2 separate regions of the Homo sapiens genome follow, and region 1 is linked to region 2. A link is an interaction called in ENCODE POLR2A ChIA-PET data of the cell type or tissue named here. Cell type or tissue: Caco-2. All regions are shown on one strand.

Region 1 (2,500 bases), 710 kb after region 2:
TTCTTTTGCTTCTCTGCAAGGCTTTCTCTCTGTGCCTGAAAGGCTCTGGGCTCAAGGAGCAGACAGCCCTGCAGGCTCAACTGCAGTGACCTACATTGGCTCTCCCCTAGGCCCTGGGTGCGGGGGCTGAGATTTCAAGATAGGAACCTGGGAATCTGGCACAGGTCTACAGATGATGACATCAGGCAGACAGGCTGCAAAAGTGGCATTGAGGGACTGGACCCTGAGGCAGGGGATGCCATAGGACTATGTTCTCACTTTGTCATTTGAGGGCTTTTTATGGACAAGAGATCAGAAGAGATCAAATGCAAAAACACCTGAGCAGTGACCCCTTGGAGAGGAGCCAGTGGTCCCTGACAGGCCCAGTCTCTATTAATGAGATTTGGGAGTGGTTTCTGCCTGCTCCCTGTTCTTGCTGAACCTACACTGGTCTGCTGCAGGGGACTGGAAAGATGATGTGGAAGAATGAGTTCGGATTTCAGCTGATTTATTTCAGGGAAACGAAGGCTGGGTAAAAGTCAGATATGCAGAAATCCACGTACTCCCAGGCTTAACTATAATATAGAGACCCTGTATTTCTTTAGACTCAATGGTTCTGAGAAGGATCCAGAAGGAGCCCTCAAGATTAATTACCATTTACAAAGTCCTTACCTCAGGACCCTGGCAACTGAATCCCTCCTTCCAGCTACCAGCCTTCTGGAACAGAGAAGGCAGCTTCTGAAATAGGTGCTTTCCCTCTCTCCCACTATAAGCCACAGTGTTTAGGATGACCACTGCTTCCAGATTGTGTGATTTGCCCTGGCAAGGAAATCCTATTGTGGGGGGAGGAAATGAGGCAGTCGTGACACAAAGTGATGGATGAGCCTTTTGCTTAGCAGAGAGAGAGAGAAAGCCGGCAGGCTGTGCAGAACTGAGTGGCTCTTGGGTCCAAAGGGCTTCCCCTTGGCCAAGTCCCACCCCAAAGCCCAGGAAGTCCACAGCTTGGCGCCCAGTCAAGGCAAAAACATTCCTCAGGACTCTGACAGGCTGGGGGATGGTTCCCACCACGAGGATGGGGGAGGGGAAGGAAACACGCGGGGGAGGAAATGACCACAAAGAAGGGGGTGAGGGTAAGAGGTGGGGAGTGAGTTCTCAGTGCCCTGAGTCCCTTTTAGAGAGAAAGGTTGAGGCTGGACTCATTGGCTTGTGAAGGACTTGCAGCTTCAGAGCACATGACTTCTGGGTCACCCTTCTGCTCAGGGTCATCCCTGATGACCCAAGGTGTCCTCTGGAGGCTTGTTAACTCAATCTCCCTCCTTACGCAGGGGCTGTGGTTGAGCTTGGGAGCCCCTGAGTGGCTAAAAGCTGGAATTGCAGTTGTGCTGGGGGAGGAGCCCATCGGGTCTCCCTCTGCCTCTCCACCTCCGCCCCTCCCTTTCCCTCTCCCTAAGCCCAGGACTCTGGAAATAGCACCTGGTAATGGGAGCGCTGACAGATGCTGAGTTATAGGAGAGCAAATGTCCTGGCTAGAGTCCTCAACATTCTAGTTTGATCGCTTTTGGGCTGTTTCCCTTGAAAACACGTGCCCCAGCAAGGATTGAAAAACTACCTATTGGTACTATGCTCACTACCTGGGTGACAGGTTCAGTCATACCCCAAACTTCACCATTACACAATATACCCTTGTAACAAACCTGCATATGTACCCCCTGAATCTAAAATAAAAGTTGAAATACACACACGGAAAAATAGGTGCCCCAGGACTACTTCCATTGTCTTCCATAAATTACTGTTTAACATGCCCCTGGGTAGTGTGCTTCCTGGCTACTGAGATCCCCCTCCTAGGGCTCCCCGGCTTGTAGCTTCTGGACCATTCACTGTCCATGACCCCTATGACCTTGGAGGGAGAAATGGCCCCACAATAATTCTGATTTTAAATTTACCCCTCCCTACCTGCACTACTTAGTCCTAGTTTTCCTCCTCTGAGCCTTGCCCACAACTCCTTCCCCAAGTCAGCCTCCAACCTTGAATGTTCCCTCACCCCCAGTTCCCTACCCAATCCCCCAATCCCACATCTCCTGTAGGGGATAGGAGTGAGGTGAAAAATGGACAAAGCTTAGAAATTTTTCCAAGGAAACTAGTTCCCTCTGCATGGCTTCCTTTGACCTATTTTCTAACTTTCCCTGGTTAGCCCCCTTGTTCCATGTACCAAGGCTTCCCACTGGACTAATTTTTGCTGCCCCGCCCTACTCCTCCTTCCTCCAACATGATCTCCTGGGGCTCTTCCCATCCAGGGAAAATGTTCCCCAGTGCTGAGAGAGGGAGAGATTCCATTTTGGAAACTATGTCAGCTTGAGGAGTCCGAGCTCTTAAAGAGACAACTAGAGTGTTGCTGGGGAAGCGGGTAGTGGTAGTGAGCAAAAAGCAGCTCACCCACCCAGAGGAGGCCCTGTTCCCATCACCCAGCCCATAATTAGGGCATTCTTGGCTCTTGTCTGGAATGGGAGGATCTGAGTGCTCT
Region 2 (2,500 bases):
GGTGCGGCCCGGGCCGGGCGCTGCGGCGAGCGGAGTGCACAGACCGGGGGCCCAGGACAGGCCCGGGAGTTCCGGGACGGGGACTGGGCGCCGGAGGGGTGACGCCGGGACCGTGGGACGGGAACAAGAGACCTCTCGGCTCCGGCTAGGCCTCCACCACCTCCCGCGGCGCCGGCGGCCGCAACGACTGCTCGTCGCTAGCTCGGCTCTCTCCTCAGCCTCAACTTCAACCCAAAACAAAAACACTCCCCACCTGCCAGCAACGCCGCTGCTCATTGGACAGAGCCGCCCGGGCCTCGGAGCGCCCGGGAGGGGGAGGGGCGGGAGGGGAGGAGCGCGGCGGCGGCGGCGCGAGACCACCCCTCCCCCACACGGGGCCGGCCCTGACGGCGCTCCCGGGAGCAGCCGGTGCGCGGCGGCGGCACGACCCCCTGCGCCTCCGAGGCAGACGAGCCCATCGGGAGAAGGCGAGGCAGGGAAGTGCCTGTGCGTGTGGAAAAGGGGGTCTGTGGGGCGGATGCGAGTGCGCGCGTGCTCGCGGACCAGCGAGGGAGAGTAGAGCAGTACCGCACTCTGCGCGGGGGCCCCTCTTCTGCCCCGTGTCCCCCTCTCCTCCCTCCGCGGGCAAACAGGCACGCACCTGCCTGCACAGAACCTCAGCCTCTGCCCGCGCCCGTCGCCCCTCGTCACTTGTTCCCCAGGATCCTGTAAGGCACCCGCATCCTTCCCGGCCACCCAGCTCCCTTCCCCTGTCACTCACTGTCGCCTTGAACCCAAAGTGCAGCAGGCGGTCCCTGCTCGGAGCCATTTTCCTCCTCTTCTGGATGTGTCTAGATTGGGGCAGTGCGGCTGCCGCCGCGCCTCCGCGGTTGCCGCCGCCGCCGCCTCCCCCGCCTCCCCCGCCCCAGTGCATTACATTACGGGGTGCTGCAGGGAGGCCTGGGGGGCCGGGGCCGGACGCTTGTCTCCCTGTGCATGGCTCGGGAGGGCGAGGGTGGTTGCGCTGAGCAACAGGCCAAGTGCCCGCCCTGGTCCGGGGATGGCTGCGGAGCTGCACCTGAGGCCGGGGGTCGGGGGTGCAGGGCTGGAGCCGGGCAACCCTTCCTTTGGCCGGGGTCGGGGCGCGCGTCCGTGGGGGTGGGGCGGGCGAGACCGAAGAGCCTTTGGTTTTCCTTGCTCGGCCGCCGCCGGCGCCCAATGGGCTGCAGCGCCTGCCTGTCCGCCAATCAGGGCGCTGTTTGGTGAGAGCTTCGGCCTGACGTCACTTTGGCGGGAGAAACAAGCGTGTGTGAGCGAGTAGGCGGGGGCGTTTTCCCGATGGAAACACTTCATCAGACTCCCGGGCTCCTTGTATAGAAGCTGATCTGTGTCATCATATTATATTATGTTTTAACAACTCTGGCCTTCAAGGTCTCAGAATTTATGACCGAATTTCCACGAAGGAATAACACAGGATTTTGTAGTTTTGTTGCCCCTTCTATGAGCAACAAACTACAAAATTATGTCCTAAGAGTGAACTATTAGAAACTGTATAATAAATTCCAGCACACCTGGCAGGAGCAGCAGCACTGCTAATTGTATGCTTCCAAAGCAGTTATGAGTTGGTCTTCCTCACACCCCTTTTAATTAGTGGTTTTAGCGACTGACTTGTTATGCGTCTAAGAAATTAACAAGAGCAACAAGTGCGGCAGATCTTTAAGAACAGGTATATTTTAGCTGGAGGACATATTACCCAACTCTTAAAGCACTGTACAAACTTTTTCTTTTTTTTTTTTTTTTTTTTTTTGAGACAGAGGTTCAACTCTGTCGCTTAGGCTGGAGTGCAGTGGCACGATCTCGGTTTACTGCAACCTCTGCCTCCCGGGTTCAAGCCTCCCAAGTAGCTGGGATTACAGGCGCGCCGCGCCGCACCTGGCTAAGTAGAGACGAGGTTTCGCCATGTTGGCCAGGCTGGTCAGGAACACCTGACTACAAGTGATCCGCCCGCCTCGGCCTCCCAGAGTGCTGGGATCTTTTTTCTTTTGTAGAGACGGGGTCTCCCTATGTTGCCCAGACTAGTCTGCAATTCCTGGGCCCAAGTGATCCTCCAGCCTCCTCCCAGTGCTGAGATTACAGGCCTCATGTGAGCCACCACGACCAGCGCGCCACCCCCCGGCTTTTTTTAATCCTAGAGGGGGCTTCCTAAAACCAGGGACCTAGCTTCAGAAACTCATTCTCAGGCCCACAAACCCAGGTCTGTCTTCTCCTCCTGTCCCAGGTACTTTTAATGTTTTTGCTTGACTTCAGCCAGTGGAATAAAAAAGCCTTTTCATTCTGTCTCATCTAAGAGCTGTTTTCTCCCAGCAAAAACTGATGCATTTGGTGAGTAACAATGGCAAAGGGATGGCCGGGCGCGGTGGCTCACGCCTGTAATCCCAGCACTTTGGGAGGCCAAGGCGGGCGGATCATAAGGTCAGGAGATTGAGACCATCCTGGCCAACATGGTGAAACCCCGTCTCTG

What was found. Peaks named below come from ENCODE experiments on the same cell type or tissue, not always from the same donor. Only the 100,000 strongest peaks of a DNase experiment are listed, where the experiment ranks them.
Region 1: POLR2A ChIA-PET joins it to region 2 with 10 read pairs; 2 of 35 experiments call an interaction of 5 or more read pairs at or near these places.

Annotation. Positions count from the first base shown.
Region 1 is chr17:40,110,510-40,113,009 of GRCh38, forward strand. No RefSeq gene overlaps it. Among named protein-coding and RNA genes, the nearest start is that of MSL1, 10 kb to the right of the region's middle. RefSeq lists an enhancer at 1-566. In Caco-2, a CTCF peak has its summit at 1,335; DNase peaks (open chromatin) are centred at 962 and 1,332; H3K4me3 peaks cover 258 bases.
Region 2 is chr17:39,401,413-39,403,912 of GRCh38, forward strand. FBXL20 (F-box and leucine rich repeat protein 20) reads right to left here and starts at 214. Exons shown (of 15, transcript NM_032875.3): 1 at 1-214. RefSeq lists silencers at 1-253, 284-483, 514-593, 844-1,233, 1,199-1,363. In Caco-2, no CTCF peak of the experiment used is centred here; DNase peaks (open chromatin) are centred at 259, 749 and 1,239; H3K4me3 peaks cover 1,264 bases.